Regions from separate parts of the Homo sapiens genome. Here region 2 is linked to region 1. Evidence: chromatin loops called from intact Hi-C (ENCODE). Cell type or tissue: heart left ventricle. All regions are shown on one strand. Links, peaks and the distances in the headings refer to the core of each region. The heading gives the core; the rest is flanking DNA.

Region 1 (9,018 bases), core at 1,019-9,018:
ATCCTTCAAAAATATGAAAATAGTATGCTTTCTCTGAATTTTCTCATTTTCAGGCTAAAAATTCTTGCTTCTTTCAGTTGCTTTTCCTCCTTGCTTTTTGATTCTTTGCTGTTAATATATGGTTGCCCCCAAAGCTGGTGCTATCTTAGGTTGTACTAAAAGAAGTATAGTGCCTGAATTAGAGGAGAGGAACATTCTCCTCAGGTCAGAGCACCTCTGAATCAAGGATTCAGCTCTGAGGCCATGAAGCATGAGGGAGCCAGATGAATGAGTATGCATTAGAGAAGAATCTTCCATGGAACTGGTCTTGTTGACAAGGAAAGTGGAAGTAAAACGGACCTTTCTTTATTCCTTTAATGCCAACACAGGAAGCTTTCTTCAGAGTCCCCCTCAAGACTATGTTCTGAGGGCGCGGTGGCTCACACCTGTAATCCCAGCACATTGGGAGGCTGAGGCAGATGGATCCCTTGAGCTCAGGAGTTTGAGACCAGCCTGGGCAACATGGCAAAACCCCCTCTCTACAAAAAATACAAAAATTAGTCAGGTGTGGTGGCATGCATCTATAATCCCAGCTACTTGGGAGGCTGAGGTGGGAGGATGGCTTGAGCCCAGGAGGTGGAGGTTGCAGTGAGCAAAATTACACCACTGCACTGTAGCCTGGGCGACAGAGCCAGACCCTGTCTCAAAAACAAACAAACAAACAAACAAAAAACTGTGTTCTGACAGAGCACATGAAATCTCACACTGAGATTCTGAGCAGCATCAAGGCTATACAGGAATACAGCTAAGGGGCTGGGGTACTAAGTGGAGAGGGTCTGAATCCTGACTCATGATGCAGAGCTTTGCATGAGCTATTGTTCAATTTTTGGCAGCAGGTCTTTTAGCTGGACAATAGGTTGATCAAGGCATAGCAAATGACAAGTAGGGGTGTGAACCCGTTTCTATCATTTGCTGGCCATGACCTTATGCAAATTCTTTTCCTTCTCTGTGCCTCTGTCTCCTCATTTGCCAAATGAAAGCATTGGATTAGAATCTGCAAAGGCCAATTAGTTTCATCATATCAACATGTCAATGACTTGGAATATTATATTGAGAAGCATGAGACTATATCTGGGCTCTACAGTAAAGAGCTTTGTGAGGGATTAACAATATTAGTCAGGACAGCAAGTGATATAGTTTGGATATTTGTCTCTGCCCAAATCCCATAGTGAATTGTAATCGCCAATGTTAGAGGTGGGGCCTGGTGGGAGGTTTTTGGATCATGGGGGTGGATCCCTTGTGGCTTGGCGCTGTCTTTCGTGATAGTGAGTTCTCATGAGATCTTGTCATATAAAAGTGTTTGGGCACACCTCTCCCCCGATCCCATTCTCTCTGTCTTGCTCCCGTTTTCGCCATGTGACAGTCCTGCTCCCCCTTTACCTTCCACCATGATTGTAAGTTTCCTAAGGCCTCCCTAGAAACTGAGCAGATGCCAGCAACATGTTTCGTGTAAAGCCTGCAGAACTGTGAGCCAATTAAACTTCTAAATGTTTCATGTTTCTGTGTTCCAAACGTTTTTGGTGTTGGATTTGTTGGATAGGTGAATTTTGAAATTTTTAGTTGAAGTAGAATGAAAAGTGATAGGATTATGGATATAATAGTAATAGATCATGTGGATGTGTCTAGTTGGGGCATTTCAGTGGAAGAATCATAACTTTCAGTCTCTAACTTAAAAGGTTAATGCTAGTTAGCTCTATAGTGATATTATAATATAGACGTTGCTCAATTTTCAAAGCATTTTAGAGGTACCAGTTCAAGAACAATGGGCATGAAGCTGTGATTAGATCTGCAGATTTCTGGGGATTGATTGTAGTAAAGACCTGGCCATGTAGATGTCAACGTTGCTTGGTTTAAAAGTCCTGGGATTGCATCTGGCTTTAGGCCTAATGATACACGGCTCATGAATATAGAACATCTTCTGATGCAATTGATGCGAATTGATATTTCTATGGGGAGGATTACTTGATTATCAACTTCAAGTAGCCACAGTTCTCCTGGTTTTAAGTCTGTTGTAGGAATTACGGACGAATCAAACTTTAGGTCTCCATAATCTGTGTATTCATAGCTGCAGTATCATTGGTGTCCTATAGTTTCGATGGTAAGGGAGGGGTTATAATTTCATCTATTATATATAATATACATAATGATGAAAGAGCAATTAAAATTAAGATAATGGCAGGTAAAATAGTTCATACCATTGTGTTTGTGTGAGTTTTAGTTGTTAATATCAGGGAGATAATGTAAAGTACTAATGAGCTCATTAAAAAAACAATTATTAGGGTGTGGTCATGAAAGTGAAGGAGTTCTGTGATAGGTGACATAGCATCTTGGAAGCCTAATTGAAATGGATATGCCCTGAAGATAGAAAGGGTTCTAACATGTAAATTAACTTTGGCAAAGTTATATGATTATTTTACTATAGTAACTCTTAACCGAGAAAGTCATCGTAGTTACGAAGTTGGCTTAAACCCAGTTTTGGGAGGTTCAATTCCTTCCTTTCTCTTCTAGGCTTTCACATAAACAGGTTCTTCAAATGTGAGATATGGTGGCAGGGAGCTGTAAAGTCATTCTAGGTTTGTAGTTGATAGTTCAACTACTGAAACATCTCGTTTTGAAGCAAAGGCTTCTCAGATTATGAAGATTATTAAGCTTGGCCTCCCAGCTAACTTTAGTAGACAAGTCCTGGAGTGGTTTCTGATTGGCTAGGTTTGGCTATGTTTGGCCTTGCCCATATCCAAGCCAATCACTGTGGCCAGGAGAGAATATTATGATTGGCTAGGTTTGGCTATGTTTGGCCTTGCCCATATCCAAGCCAATCACTGTGGCCAGGAGAGAATATTTTGATTGGCTAGACTCAGGTCACATGCCCTCAATCTTGTGGCTAAGCGGGTAGAAGACTGACTAACAGCCCCACTTAGATTTCATGGAATGGAGCAGTGCATTCTTTCTCTTAAAAGAAAACCAAGGAGTTACGCATGCTCAGCAGAAGGAGTTTGGGAAAGCCTTTTGGGAAGAAACAAACCTGTAGATACATACTAACTCCAGCTACATGAGTGGGTAGCAGGCAATTTGGCATCATACAGCTCACACTTTTATCATCACAGAATTAGATTCAGGCCCTGACAACCCTTAAATTCTATTCTTATGAGTAAAGAGCTCAGAACGAATGGCACTGCACTGAAATTCAAGAGGCCTGCAATTGTCCATTCATTTTGAGTAATATGAATCAAATGAATGGCAAGATTGGCTGTTATTCTTCTCTGCTCTTGGCCTCAGTTTACTCATGAAGGGGTTGATCTTGTCACCAGATGTTCTCTCAAAGTACACTTCCTCTCTGACATCCCCACCCACTCCAGTGCCCTAGAATTTCACCCCAACAGGCCCTGAGCCAAGCTTACGTAGCACCAGCAGGGCTCAGCACTGTCTACCTACCTGGGGAGGCTGTCTCTGAGCTGGCTTGTTGCCTTAGAACTGATAACTAGGGTGCTTGGGGTGAGCTCCTGAACCCCAGCCTGCTCCTATCCTTGCCATGTTGGCCCCATCTCTTGGTTGGGTAACAAACTTGTTTCTCTCCATCTTCACCAAAAGAACAATTAATCCCAAAGATTTGAACTGATAGCATGCTTTTATAACTCACTGAATCTGGTGTCAACGAGGCTCTGGCCCTTCTTCACGTAGCTTTAAGGGGAACCACTTGGAATGCCCACCCCAAAGAAGAAGCACATCCGCAAATAGTACAGAGAAAAGGAATCTTCTGGGCTTTAGTGCCATCCAGGCTGATTTCTTTGTTTCAAGCCCTGCTCTCTCCTTCATCCCATGTAAAAGCATTGTTTGATCAGATTTTTTTCACCATTGCAACCATTCCCCAGTTGCCATTGGCTTCTTTACTGAGCAACATCTGTGCCCTGGCCTCCTCATTCCTCTGAAGAATGCGCTTTTGATGGGTAAACAACAATTGTAGCTTGTTTTCTCTAGTCCCATGGGACTTGGGGTTATTCAAGTTTAGAGATACACAAAGACTTTATAAACACCGGGGATTTATAGCCACGATTGGCTGTGATTGCTTTGTTAGCTCATAGCACATGCTGGGTGTGAGGGCCTGATTCCGGGTTGGGCCAAGGAGCCTGAGCTGCGTCTGCCTCAGACACCTGTAGAAGATGAAGTTCAGCAGGAGAGAGGCAGTTACTCATCCTCCTGGCTCTGCGTCCAGTGACTTCACCGCCAGAAAATCAGCCCTAAGGCCCTTGCCTAGGAGCAGGGCAGGAGAGAAATCGATATTTCAGTCATTGCCGACACTGCCAGCAAAAACAGAAAGGGAAGCGAGGGACGTGGACATTTTCTGAGTACCTAACTTAGAATTTTGTTTCAATTTCACAATGTCCTAGTGAAGCCACTATTATCCCGCTTCTGTCTAAGAGAAGGAAACAGGCCCTATTGTGCAGGAGTGAGGCCCTTTTGTGGACACACATGTGGATTAGTGCTGAGCTCTGCCTATCTCTGGTCCTCTCCCAGTGCTGCACCTAGAACTCAGAGGGCAGGTGACAAGGCACTGGGCTGAAATGAAGAGGCCACGCAGTGTGTCCAGCGAGCCTGGCACTGCTGGCCCTGCTGGCCCTTAAACCCACTGCTCCAATTCTTGGATTCTGGTTATTAGCCCATAAACTGGAGCAATTAGGGATCCTGAGGATCTGGTGGGGTGGGAGAGCAGGGAGACAAAAGGCAAGGGGAGCTGGCAGGGGATGCGTGCCAGGATGCCCGGTGCCCCTCGCCCACTGTGGGAAAACAGGGCTCGTTTCTGGAGCAAACCCAGAGAGGCTTGCTCTTTCTTCTCCACACCAATAGGGGGCAGCAGAGAGCAGTAAGCATCTAGTCTTAGTTCCCCAGAAAAGCTCACTTTTGTTCCATTTCTTCAGTTTGTGATTTGGGCAAAGTCATTCACTTTTCTGGGCCTAAGTTTCTTCATCTAATTGGGGATAATAAACCCTTCACAAGGCTTTTGAGGCAATAATTAATCCCAAAGATTTGAACTGATAGCATGCTTTTATACACTGCACCTGGAGTTAGTGAAGCCCTGGTCCCTTCCTCATGTAGCTTTAAGGTGAACTACTCAGAAGGCCTACCCAAAAGAAGAAGCACATTTGCAAATAGTATAGGGAAAAGGAATCTTCTGGGCTTTAGTCCTGCCCAGGCAGTCTAGGCAGAGATCATGGATTTAAATCACTTTGTACATCAAATATAGGTCCTCTTAAATTTTAAAGCTTCTCAGGTCTGTTGTCTTGTACATAAATTTCCTTTAAATTCTTTCTAGAAGTAAGGAGACTAGGAAAAATCAAATACAAATAAAAATGAAGGCATGATTGTTGTAAAAATTTACCTGATAGTTGTTTTGAGAAAACAAATTTTTTTTAAAAAAAATCTTGGAATTATTAAAAACTTCTTGGAATCATAATTGGAAAGGGAGTGACATTCATTCACTTGAGAAATGCCTACTGATTGTCTCTACATGCAAAAACAGTTCAGACACAAAAAGCTCCTGCCCTCATTGAGCTTCCATTTAAGTGGGAGATGTAGGCCTTGATTGCTTGAATTTAAACATGTGTGCATGAGTGTACCATTAAGTTTGGAGATTCTAGCAGGGGAGTGCAGCTACTCATATATCCTTGACCAAAGCCTGGTCCTCCTCTGCCGGAGATGGTCGTTCTCTTTGACCGAGCACACAGCTTTGGGAGGGACTCACATGGAGCGGTGAGGGAGGAAGGGGACACCCGCCTAGCCAGCCAGGTCAACCAAGTCATCCCTGGCAATCAATGGGGTGACAGATGTCACAGCCAGATCACCCCCTCACATCTGAGTGTACCCTTAAATTATTTAATTTTTTAAGTGTTAATAAGAAAGACTGACCACCCCAAGAATGTAGATAGGGAGACCTAACCCAGAACTGGAGAGTCAAAGAAAGTGATGTTCAAGCTGAAATATGAAAGATGGAAGTGGAAGAGGAAAATATGAAAATATGAAAGAGGCAGTGGAAGAGGAAAAACTGTTCCAGGCAGTGGGCACAGCAGGTGCAGAGGCTCCAAGGAGGGACAGTAATAAGGAAGGGTGTGTCCTGAAATGCCAAGAGTACACCTCACCTAGACATAGACATTGAATAGTCATGACTTTTCTATCTAAATGTGGAAAAATGACCACAGAAATATTGGGTAGATTGAAAGTATAGAATTTTATTTTTAAATATTCATTGCAGATCAAAATTAATATCGTCAACTTTAGGATCATAAAGATGTATTTAGTGTAATTTTCTATGCTCATATGATAATATTTGGCATAAGGATAATGAGTTAGTGGAAACTGATTTTCAAGAAAAATTATTTAAGGACTATACTCTTAAAACGGAGTTTTCCTCTTGAATTTTCCATTCTGCCTCTCCTGACCGTGATCTCATCAGTGGCCCTGATTTGCTTTGTGACCTGGTCCCAGTGTATTTTTCTATATTTGTTTCTCACCACTCTCTCCTTTCACTCTCTCTGTTCTACACAATTAGGCCCCTGCGTGTTTTCCTCAGGCCCTCACCTCCCAGCTCCCATACCCACAGCCTGACCCTTCTCCTGGCTTACTTGTCTGTCTCTCTCTTACCTCCTGAATGCGATCCCAGCCATCCTGCAGGCCCATGAAAAACGCTACCTCCTCCTTCCTGGAACCTAGCATCGTATGCCCAAAGCACACTCCCTGTGGCCACTTATGACAAGGAGCACATGCCTGTCTCACATCAAGGTCATCTCTGTCTGTACCTGTCTCTCATTAGACTGTGAGTCCCTTCAGGGCACAAACCACATTAACTTTGTGCCCCCTTTCAAGACTTAGTACAGTGTGGCTCACACTGTCATGCATGTCACATCTAGTAGGTGCTTAATCCCAATTTATACCTCCCAGGCCAGCTGGGAGGGGCAAATGGGGGCAGCAAAAAGGGCAACTTGCAGGTGAGCAGGAACAGAGGCCCAGGCAAGGCATGGACTGGCATCGGAGAGTGCGTGGAGCCCCCTAAAGATGTCCAGGGATGTGGGGGAAGGCCTTTGACAAGTGGTTGGGAACCTGATAACAGGCAGGTAGAAGCCATCAAGTCAGCAGTGTAACCACTAATCGTACCTCAGGTGAGCCCACAATCGGTGAGACCCAGAGGATATTTGGGTTACATTTGTGTAATAAACTATGTATGCACAAAGAAAAGTTTGGAAAGTAAACATCAAGGCATTAACAATGACTGTCTCTGGGTGGATGGATGAATGTTTTTGATTTTCTTCCTTTTGGTTTCTCTATATTTTCTGATTTTCCTGAAAGGAACATGTGTTGCTCTTATAATAAGAAAAAAAACAATAAAAGTTGTTTTTAAAAAATCAAATTACAGCACACATTTTGCCTGGGGACACGCTTAGGAGAACAGGCATTTTAAACTAAGTGGTCGCCAAAGTACAAAATGTTACAGTTGATCCACACGGATGATTCTCTCCTCTCCCTCCCCATGGCCAGGAATTGGGCAAGCAGATCATATAGGAATTTACCTGTGAAAGTGGATAAGTCCCCTGTAGCGTGCTTGCACAGATGGCCATACCACGGATGCAGCAGTGATTAGCCATGTAAACTCACTTTCTGCAGTTTTACCAGCATCTACCTCTCCAGCTCCTTCCAGGAGGAGTCGCTGTTGCTCTCCTCTCCCTGGATCGGCCCCACTCATTTCCTGAGTCTTACCTGACCAGAATAGGGCATACACGGTGGGCAGGAGGCCAGTATATGTGGCATGGTCCCAGGGCTTGATGTGGAGCGGTAAGGCCAGGGTAGCCAAACGCTCAGGAAGTCTCTGTTTTTAACCATCAACTCCATCACATCATCTGTCATTCGTGGTTTGTCGTATTTATTTCTCCATTTCCTGTTGGAGCTCAAGCCCTACCTTGAATCCCAGTTCGTTTGGCAAGAGTCCTGACAGCCTGCCAAGCTCCTGAAACCCTGTTCATCCTGGAGCATCTTCCTGGTACCCTCTGACCACTGGGGACGGTCCTAAGCTAAATGACCACATCATCTGGGAGTTGGTGCTACCACCTGTTTGACTCAAGTGTCTCTTGCACCCAGATTCTGATGACTGTCCTTGAACCACTAGACTGTGATACTGACATACTGACACCCCAGCCAGACTGACATCCACTAGATTCTCATTTGATTTTGCCACACCACAGGGCAGGGCCTAGTGGAAAGGACACTCCTCGTCTTGGCCCAGAAAGTCTTATGTCACCTGCTTCCTGCTTGCCCCTGAGCTCAGCTGGCAGCACTTTCCCTCTTGTTTCCTGCACTCGAGGGACATTGGTCTTCTTTTTGTTTCTTGAACATGCTAAGCTTGTTTCTACCTCAAAGCCTTTGCACATTCATTTGCTGTTCCTTCTACCTGGAGTTCTCATTCTGTGGGTCTCTTCAGCTGGTGGTTCTTTTCCATCATTAGGTCTCAGTTCAAAATCACCTCCACTTAGAGTCTCTTCCCTGAAAGACTCTGTAACCCTCCCAATCCCCCTTTGCCCTCCTTCCTCACCAAGGCCTGTCAGTGGGCCTGGGAGCCTCCTGTCCTTCCTCTCCACCATCCACTACCAAGGATGCCCCTTCAGTCTCTTAACTAGGGGCTGACAACTTTGTCTGCTCAGATAGTAAATATTTTAGACTTTGTGAGACATATACTATCTCTCTTGCATATTTTCTTTTGTTTGTTTTACAACCCTTTAAACATATAAAAACCATTCTTAGCTTTCACTTCCACACAAAGACAGACCATGGGCAAGATTTGGAATCTAGGCCGCATTTGAACAACCTGGCTCTAGATCGGCTCACCTTATTTTATATGCTTCACAATGTATCACCACCTGGAGTTATCTTGTTCATTTATTAACTTGATATTGTTTGTCTCTCCCATGAAATGGCTGAGAAATGTATGTGTCTTGGATC
Region 2 (10,495 bases), core at 1-8,000, 520 kb after region 1:
CCTAATTAAATTGGAAGCAGTCCACATTCAGGGACTGGATCTTCCCAACAAAAAATGATACACACAAACATATATGTATACACATACATATAAAAGCTAAGTACATCTCAAATTTAGGATTGGTTCCAAAATTCAAACTTTTGTATTAAAATAAAATTTCTTTATAATAATATTTCTTTTTTTTTTCTTTTTTTTTTTTTTTTTTTTGAGACAGAGATTCGCTCTGTCTCCCAGGCTGGAGTGCAATGGCACGATCTTGGCTCACTGCAACCTCTGGCTCCTGGGTTCAAGCAATTCTCTGCCTCAGCCTCCTGAGTAGCTGGGATTATAGGTGCCCACCACCACATCTGGCTAATTTTTGTATTTTTAGTAGAGATGGGGTTTCACCATCTTTGCCAGGCTGGTCTTGAACTCCTGACCTAGTGATCCACCCGCCTCAGCCTCCCAAAGTGTTGGGATTACAGGCGTGAGCCACCGAGGCCTGGCCAATATTTCCTTTTTTAAAAAAAACTTTTGTTTTAGGTTCAGGGGTACATGTGCACATTTATTATAAAGATAAACTCATGTCATGCAGTTTGGAGTACAGATTATTTCATCACCCAGGTACTAAGCAGAGTACTCAATAGGTAGTTTTCCTGATCCTCTCCCTCCATTCACAGTCCTCCCTCAAGTAGGGCCCAGAGCCTATTGTTCCCCTCTTTGTGCCCATTGGTTCTCATTATGTAACTCATACTAATAAGTGAGAACATGCAGTATTTGGTTTTCTGTTCCTGTGTTAGTTTGCTAAGGATAATGTTTTCCAGCTCCATCTATGTTCCTACAAAGGACATGAGCTCATTCATTTTATGGCTGCATAGTATTCCTTGGTATATATGTACCATATTTTCTTTATCTAGTCTACCACTGATGGGCATTTAGGTTGATTTCATGTCTTTGCTATTGTGAATAGGGCTGCAATGAATGTATGTGTGTGTATGTGTCTTTATGGCAGAACAACTTATATTCCTTTGGTGTATACCCAGTAACAGGATTGCTGGGTTAAATTGTCATGCTGTTTTTAGTTCTTTGAGGAATCATCACACTGCTTTCCACAATGGTTGAACTGATTTACACTCCCATCAGCAGTGTATAAGTGTTCCCTTTTCTCCACAACCTCAACAGTATCTATTATATTTTACTTTTTAATAATACCATTCTAACTGGTGTGAAAATGGTATCTCATTGTGCTTTTCCCATTTGGGAAGTCTTTTATTTCTTGCCTTAGTGCTCTGACCAGGACTTCCAATACTGTGAATAGGAATGGTAAGAGAGGATTTCCTTGTCATGTGCTAATTTTCAAGTGGAATGCTTCTAGCTTTTGGCCATTCAGTATGATGTTGGCTGTGGGTTTGTCATAGATGGCTCATATTATTTTGAAGTATGTTCCTTCATTGCCAAGTTTATTGACGGTTTTTAACATAAATGAATGTTGTATTTTATCAAAAGTCCTTTTCTGCATCTATTGAGATAATCGCTTGGTTTTTGTCTTTAGTTTTTTTTATGTGATGAATCACATTTATTGATTTGCATGTCTTGAATGAACCTTGCATCCCAGGCATAAAGCCTACTTGATTATTGTGGATTAGCTTTTTGATGTGGTGCTGGATTCAGTTTGCTAGTATTTTGTTGAGGATTTTCACATCTATGTTCATCAAGAATATTGGACTGCAATTTTCTTTTTTTGTTGTGTCTCTGCCAGGTTTTGGTCTCAGGATGATGCTGGCCTCATAGGATGAGTTTGGGAGGAGTCCCTCCTCCTCAGTCCCTCCTCCAAAACTATTTTTGGAATAGTTTCAGTAGGAATGGTACTAGCTCTTCTTTGTACATCCAGTAGAATTTGGCTGTGAATCTGTCTGGTCCTAAGCTTTCTTTATGTGGGCAGGCTATTTATTACTAATTCAATTTCAGAGTCAATTATTGGTCTCAATTTCTTCATGATTCAGTCTTGGGAGGGTGTATGTGTTCAGGGATTTATCCATTTCTTTTAGACTTTCTAGTTTGTGTTCACAGAGGTGTTCATAGTAGACTCCGGTGGTTATTGTATTTCTGTGGGGTCAGTGGTAATGTTCCCATTGTCATTTCTAATTGTGATTATTTGGATCTTTTCTTCTTTATTAGTCTAGCTAGTGGTCTATCTATCTTATTAATTTTTTTTAAAGAACAAGCTCCTGGTTTTGTTGATCTTTTGTATGTTTTATTTCATGTCTCAATCTCCTTTAGTTCAGCTCTAATTTTGGTTATTTTTTGTCTTCTGCTTGCTATGGTGTTGACTTGCTCTTGCTTGTCTTGTTCTTGTAGTTGTAATTTTATGTTGTTGATTTCAGATCTTTCTAACTTTTTGATGTGGACATTTAGTGCTATAAATTTTCCTTTTAGCAGTGCTGTAGCTGTGTCCCAAAGATTCTGGTATGTTGTATCTTTGTTCTCATTAGTTTCAAATAACTTCTTGATTTCTGCCTTAATTTCATTATTTCCCCAAGAGTCACTCAGGAGTGGGTTGTTTAATTTTCATGTAATTGCATGGTTTTGAGCAATTTTCTTCAGTTAAATTCTATTTTTATTGCTCTGGGATTCAAGAGTGTGGTTGGTATAGTTTTGATTTTTTTTGAATTTGCTGAAGATTGTTTCATGTATCATTGTGTGGTTGATTTTAGAGTATGTGCCATGTGGTGTTGAGAAGAGTGCATTCTGTTGTTTTGGGATAGAGAGTTCTGTAGATGTCTATTAGGTACATTTGGTCAAGTGTTGAGTTCAGGTCCTAAATATCTTTGTTAATTTTCTGCCTTGATGATTTCTCTAATACTTTTCAGTGGGGTGTTGAAATCTCCCACTCTCATTGTGTAGGATTCTAAGTCTCTTCATAGGTCTCTAAGAATTTGCTTTATGGGTCTGGGTGCTCCTGTGTTGGATGTATATATTTAGGATAGTTAGGCCTTCTTATTGAATTGAACCCTTTACCATCATGTAATGCCCTTCTCTGTCTTTTTTTTTATCTTTGTTGGTTTAAAGTATGTTTTGTCTGATTGCAACCCCTGCATTTTCTGATTTCCTTTTGATTGGTAGATTTTTCTCCATTCCTTTATTTCCATTTATTCCCATTGCATGTAATGACACCCATAGGTTCAATAAAGGCTCTTGAAGACAGCATACCATTGGGTCTTGCTTCTTTATCCAGATTTTCATATATGCCTTTAATTGGGGCATTTAGCCCATTTACATTCAAGGTTAGTGTTAATATGTGTGGATCTGATCCTGTCATCTTGTTGTTAGTTGTTATGCAAACTTGCTTGTGTGGTTGCTTTACAGTGTCACTGATCTGTGTACTTAAGTGTGTTTTTGTATTGGTTGGCAATGGTCTTTCTTTTCCATATTGCAGGAGCTCTTGTAAGGCAGGTCTTGTGGTAACAAAATCTCTCAGCATTTGCTTGTCTGAAAAGGATCTTATTTCTCTTTCATTTATGAGGCTTAGTTTGGCTGGATATTAAATTCTTGGTTGGAAATTTTTTTCTTGAAGAATATTGAGACTATGCCCTCAATCTCTTCTTAAGCACAGTGGTCAGTAGGTAGGCTATGTGACTCAGCAAGAGCCTACATAGGGAACATTATGCTTAAACGCCACCTACTGGATAATGCTCCAAAAAGTCGACATTAAAAATACTTTGTTGGCCAGGTTCATTAGTTCATGCCTGTAATCCAAGCACTTTGGGAGACCAAGGCATGTGGATCACTGGCACTCAGGAGTTTGAGACCAGATATATAGATATATAGATATGGAAACCCATCTCTACAAAAAAATACAAAATTTAACTGGGTGTGTTGATAGTTGGCCTGTAGTCCCAGCTACTCAAGAGGCTGAGGTGGGAGAATGGCTTTAGCCCAGGAGTTCAAGGCTGCAGTGAGCCATGATCATGCCATCATGCCACTGCACTCCAGCTTGGGTGATGGAGTTGCCCCTCCAGCCCCCACTCCCCCAAAAAATGCTTTGATAACATACCCTCCATGAAACCAAATGCTAAAAAAAAAAAAACCAGCAAAATCAGCTACAAATAAAGACCCTGCACAAAGCCTCAGCCCTCTGGAAATATCCAGAAAAGAATTCTACTGAGTATTGTCACTTAGACGCCATTACTAAGGGTCCTGCTGACTTAGTTTACTGGATTGAGAAAAGTCACTTTTGAAAATCAACTGCATCTCAACAGCAGAGTCCATTAACACCTGGACTTGAGTCACCACAACTACCACAGCCAGATATTTTCCTATAATAATATTCCTACATGTTTAATGCAAACATAACAAGAAAAAAAACTTTCATAGTTATCTTTTATTGTTTAGCCCTGAGTTTTATTGAGAAGAAGGGATTCTTCTAGGGTCAACTCAACAAGACAGAAACTCATCACACTTGCATTTGTTTAATATAGCTTCTCATTTACCTTCAAGTTCCCTAAAGTCCATATCTATTTTGTTTACCTCTTTATCATCCTGCCTAGCAAACAAGCATAGTGTTTGGCAGTGTTTAATCATTAATTAATTCACTTATAATTCCATAAATAATGGATGAGTAAGTGATAGTTGCATAGATATATTTCATCAAACAAATTTAATTATTAGTCATCCATTGACAACTGTATCTTTTCTCTTTGTCAGACACAAATAGATTTTATCTCTTTAGTCCTTTAAGAGGAAGAAATCCAAAAGGATATACAACCTTTTAGTCAAAACCAAAAGAGAAAAATATATCATATGTGAGCAATTGGGAATCCTGCCTACCTCAAAACTTTGCTTGCCTTTAGTAAGACAGACCCGTATCTACTTCCTTTGCCCCATCTACCTGCCTCCTATATCACACATCTCTATCTAGTTCACAACAACACCTAATGCTAGCCTTAACATAGCAGCAGAAACAAAGAATGACCTTTTCCAAACTTCTTAGGTTGGACACAGCCCATATAGAGTCTTTTGTGAATTGGTCTCAGCCTCTAGAGGCACTGAGTCATTGTTTCCTTTTTGGGCAACTTCTAAATCATGAGCCTTGTATTTTTGGAAAACTTATCTTCTCATTCGATCCCCCCAGTGGTCCTATGAGGTAAGAGATCAGATGTTATGCATGGAAAGATCAGTGAACCAGGAAATCAGAAGACAAGGATTTTCATTTTTTTCTACTATTTATTAGTTGTGTGATTTTAGGCAACTCTCATGGCATTTATTAAAAATGGGTTTATTATATTCAACACTCAACTAATATTTAATGAATGTACTTAATGAGCATGGTTTTAGACACTGGCAGTATGGTTGGATATAAGGCAGGTAAAGTCTCTTTTTTTCACAAAGCTTTCCTTCTAGTGGCATATAGATGAATGAAAAGGCAAAGAGTAGTTAAGTAAATTTTGGTTATTAATAAATTTCTATTGAGAAACAAATTTTCAAGTGATGTAGTAAAAACAGTGACCAAGGAAGCTGTTTGATTGGGAGGTGAGAGAAAGCCCCATTACTGAAGAGGTAGAATGCTTCCATATCTGAAACACAAGCAGGAGTCAACCATGTGAAGATGCAGGTAAAGAGATTTCCAGCGGAGGGAACAGATATTTGGAGCAGGTCACAAAGTTCTAAGATGGCACAAGCTTGACTTTCCCTGAAAAGCTCTTATCATTGGTGGTTTCCATTTTACAGATCTTCCTAAAGCCTAGAACAGTGAAGCAACTTGCTCAAGGATAAATGCTGAGTGATTGGAAGAGCATGGGTTCACACACATAACTTCTGATTTTTAAAAAAGATATTCTTCACCACTTAAATTCTAGGTACCTCAATTCAGGCCCTCATGACCCCACCCTGGATTATTTCAGTTGATTTGTAATGAGTCACTCCATATCCATGTCCACCTTCTTCCCCTTCCTCAATCCAGTCCCACTTCATCTTCCATATAGCAGATGGTCAAAGTTATGTTTCTGATACACAAGCCTAATCATGCCCCTTTTTTGCTTTATACACCTCCTGTAACTGTCAGCAGACAAAAATATGAAGTCCAAGCTCTCCAATCCATTATTCAATCAATTCCTAACATTTTCAAGCCTTATTCCTTATCACCATTTTACCTCACATCCTCCCTTAGCCTCAGTAAATGAAATGCCATACCATGTTATGCCTCAATTTCTCTAAACATACTGTTCTTTGTTGCTAAACTCCAATCATCTTGCAATTGCTCACTCAAAGTTACTGTGTAAAATGCATTACTCTCTTATCTATATCAGTATGACACTTTTGCTCAATTATAGTAGTTTCCATATCTATTTCGGTGGTATATTTACTTACCTGGCTAGACTGTGAGATACTAAAGGGCAAAAAACACATTGTATACATATATTTTTGTATTACGAATGCTCAGCTTGGTAGCTGACATCTAGTAGATGCTTGAAATTACTTGTGGATCAAAGGTATAAAAAAAAGAATGAATGAAATTAAAATGATGGTCAAAATTTGTCGAGGTTTTTTTTTCATTAATTCAAAGATAACTTTATTTTTTAAACATTGTACTTTTTATTATTACAATTTCAAAAATAGAGTCAATCGAAAAAATCACATAAATGCCTATGTATTAATTATCTTATTTTCTGGATTCTAGAAAATTCTTTCATTTTCATTTCATTATTGCATCAGCATTTTCTTATTCACGAAAAAATAAAAATATACAGTTGAAGTCCTGTTATCCCTCTTTATTTCTGAATTTTGTATTATTCCCATGCTTTCATACAAATACTATATAAGGATACATTCATAAAAACGTATAGCCTTTTTTGTATGCTTTCAAATTTTACATAAATGGTATTGTACTGCACATATTTGGTCAATCGCTTTTATCCTTTAACATTGTTTTTAAAATTTGTCCTGTTAAAATATGTAACTTTAGGCAACGATTTTTAACTACAGAATACCATTTAATTAGAAGAATACGCCATAATTTATTTTCCATTTCCTTTTTAATGGGCATTTAGGTTGCTTCCTATTTTACTTTTTAAACAATAATGCAATAAACTTTCTTGTACATGATTTCTTGTTCATGTGTGCACGTTGCTGAGTCAAAGAACATGTTCATCTTCAACTCGATATGACCAAGTAATACTCTTAAATAAATAGACCAACTGACATTACAATCAGAAGTATGTGAACATTTGATTGCTCATATGTTCGTTTATATTTAGACTTATTAAATTTTTAAAAACTCAACTAAATTTTTAAAAATCAATTTTTACTTGAAGTAAAATTTATAACAAAATGAACTTATTTCAGGGAAACAATTTGGTGAGTTTTGACAAATGTATCCACTTCTATGAACAACACCATCACAATCCAAATTTGGAGCAATTTTATCGCCCCCACCCCTGCAAATTTTCTATGAACTTTTCACATCAATGCTCCCTCTCAGTCCTCGCTCCAGGAAACCATTCATTTGATTTCTGTCACTATATGTTAGTTTTGACTTCTCTAGAATTTCATTTGAATGAAATCATACAGCTTGCACCCATGATGTCTAACTTCTTTCACTTAGCACAATGTAGTTTCTTTTATTGAATTATTTTTGTCTGGTTTCTCCATAAGGGTAATATTAGCCCCATACAATGAACTGAGAAGTGTTTAATTCTTCTTTATTTTCTGAAAAATTTTATATGGGATCAGTATTATTTTTTTCCTTGAATATTTGATAGAGTTTATCAGAGAAGCCATTTGGGCATCAAGATTCTTTGTGGATAGATTATTAACTATAAATGTATATTATTTAATAGATTTCAAGATATCCAGATTTTCTATTCATTCTTAGTCCATTTTGGTAATTTGTGTTTTTCAAGGAATTTGGCCATTTCATCAAAGTTGTTTAATTTATTAGATTGTTTCTAATATTCCCTTTTTGTCCTTTTTCATGTCTGTAGGATCTATAGTGTTGTCCCCTTTTTCATGCCTAATATTGACTATTTGTGTCTTCCTTCTTTTTTTCTTGATCACTGTAGCTAGAGGCTTATCAATTTTATTGACCATCTAAAACAAACAGCTTTAGGTTTTATTAATTTTATCTATTCTTTATTTTCCATTCTATTGATTTCTACTTTTTTTTCTTTCTACTTACTCAGGATTTATTTGCTTTTTGTTTTAGCTTCATAAGATGGAAACTCAGATGATTAATTTTAGATTTTTGGTGATGTAGTATTTAAATTAAAAGTTTCACTCTAAGCACGTTAGGGGACAATTCTCCCAAGATCTCTAACATCTCTGTATTTCTTGCAAATGGCATTGATGGCTTTTTTTTTTTTGAAACTGTCTTTTCAAGTATGTTTATCTAATAGTCTTACAAGATAGAGGAAGCATCTTCCTCCAAAGCAAAGGGTGGCTTTGTTTACAGCCTTAAAAGTTAGGGATAATGTCTGCTTCTGAAGCAAAGGACAGATGTGCTTGCTGATCATTATAAAAGATGCAAGTTCTCTAGGCCAGGGCTTCTCTTTTGTACTTCACCCCACTATGTGTAAGTGTGTCACTAAATTCTTACTTGTATCACATTATGAGGATTGGTAGTCAGGGAACTGGAACAAGAAAAATGTTGATATTCTGTTTACTACTGTTTCTGTCCTTGATCTCTTACCCAAGAATCATGAGGCTTCTGTCAGTATCTACAAACCATAGCTGACTCACTTACTAGCTTTCGTAACAGGGTTAAATCTTAGACCTGTCACAGGGCTTTAGCTGGATCTCATAAAACTGATGCTTTTTAAAAGTTTATATGCAGTTCAAAGTATTTCTTAATTTCACTTTTGATTTTTTTTGTTCATGGGCTATTTTTAAATTGTATTATTTGATTTCCAAATATTTGGGGATTTATAAAGCCATCTTATGTTATTGGTGTCTAATTTAGTTCTTGAACCCAGAGAAAATATTCTGTATGATTTTAATCCTTTAAAATTTTTTTAAGAATTGTTAAACAGGCTGGCATATATTCTATCTTGGTGAATTTCTATGCACACCTGGAAAGAATGTATATTATGTTGTTGTTGGGTGCAGTATTCTATAAATGTAAATGAAGACAAATTCATTGAAAATGTTTTTCAAACCTTCTATATCCTTACTAGTTTTCTATTTATTGTTTTATCAATTGCGTCAAGAGAAGTTTTGAAGTTTTTGCTTATGTATTTCAAAGTTTTAAAATAAGGTGCATACACATTTAGGCGTTATGAATTATTAATGAATTAACCGCTTTATTGTTATGAAATTTCTCTATCCTCGGTAATATTTCTTGTTCTGAAGTCTTTGTTACTAATATAGGCACTGCAGCTTTCTTATGCTTAGTATTTTTATGGTATATCCTTTTCTGTCTTTTTACTTCCAATCTATCTCTGTGTTTGTAATTTTTTCTTTTTAGAGACAGGGTCTTTCTCTGTTGCCCAGGCTGGACAGGCTTACTGCTGGATCACTTTACAGATTTTGGACTGTTTAGCTTCCATAATTCAAATGAGCCAATGTCTTAAAATAAATCACTTTACACACACACACACACGCACGCACACACACACACACACACACACACCCTATTGGTTCTATTTCTCCAGAGAACCCTAATACATATTTTATCTCCATCATTGGAATATTAGCCATCCAGCTTCATCTTATTTATTTTTGTGGTTGCTATAAGGTTTTCAAAATGAGTCTTCATCTCATCATTAGCCTAACTTTATATAATACTATACCACTCCACAATTAATGTACGCTCCTTAAAACTGCATACTTCTCTTATGTTGCTCCTGTGCTTTTCCATCGTTGTCATATACTTTATTTATATATACTTTATGAATTCCAAAATACATTATGTGTTCTCTAAATTTTCATAAGAAAATATTTTCTATATAAAAATATATTTACCATCTCTGTTGCCTTTTCTTTATTTTTGCAGATCCAAGTTTCCATCTGATATTATTTTCCCTGTACCTGAACAACTTTCTTTAACATTTCTTGTCATTGAAGTATGCTGGAAACACATTCTTTCAGCTTTTGCTTACCTGAAAAAAAATTTTTACCTTCACTTTTGATAGACATTTCTACTAGTTACAGAATTCTGTGTTGATAGATTTTTTTTCTTTCAGTCCTACCATGGTATACTATGCAGCCATAGAAAAGGATGAGTTCATGTCTTTTGCAGGGACATGGATGAAGCTGGAAACCATAATTCTCAGCAAACTAACACAAGAACAGAAAACCAAACACCACATGTTTTCACTCATAAGTGAGAGCTGAACAATGAGCACACATGGACATAGGGAGGGGAACATCACACAGTGGGGCCTGTTGGAGGCTGGAGGGCTAGGGGAGGGATAGTATTAGGTGGAATACCTAATGTGGATCACGGGTTGGTGGGTGCAGCAAACCACCATGACACATGTATACCTATGTAACAAAACTGCACATTCTGCACATGTACCCCAGA

What was found. Hi-C counts contacts between places; a loop is a spot of excess contacts. Peaks named below come from ENCODE experiments on the same cell type or tissue, not always from the same donor. Only the 100,000 strongest peaks of a DNase experiment are listed, where the experiment ranks them.
Region 2: a loop joins it to region 1, with 5 times the contacts of the local background. A loop is called at or near these places in 15 of 110 quality-filtered maps.

The regions. Positions count from the first base shown.
Region 1 is chr1:55,370,965-55,379,982 of GRCh38, forward strand. It overlaps the pseudogene MTCO2P34 and the pseudogene RN7SKP291. Among named protein-coding and RNA genes, the nearest start is that of MIR4422, 150 kb to the left of the region's middle. In heart left ventricle, for the core only: CTCF peaks have their summits at 4,875 (motif pointing right), 5,077 and 7,724; no DNase peak of the experiment used is centred there.
Region 2 is chr1:55,889,708-55,900,202 of GRCh38, forward strand. No RefSeq gene overlaps it. Among named protein-coding and RNA genes, the nearest start is that of LINC01753, 50 kb to the right of the region's middle. In heart left ventricle, for the core only: a CTCF peak has its summit at 3,670 (motif pointing left); no DNase peak of the experiment used is centred there.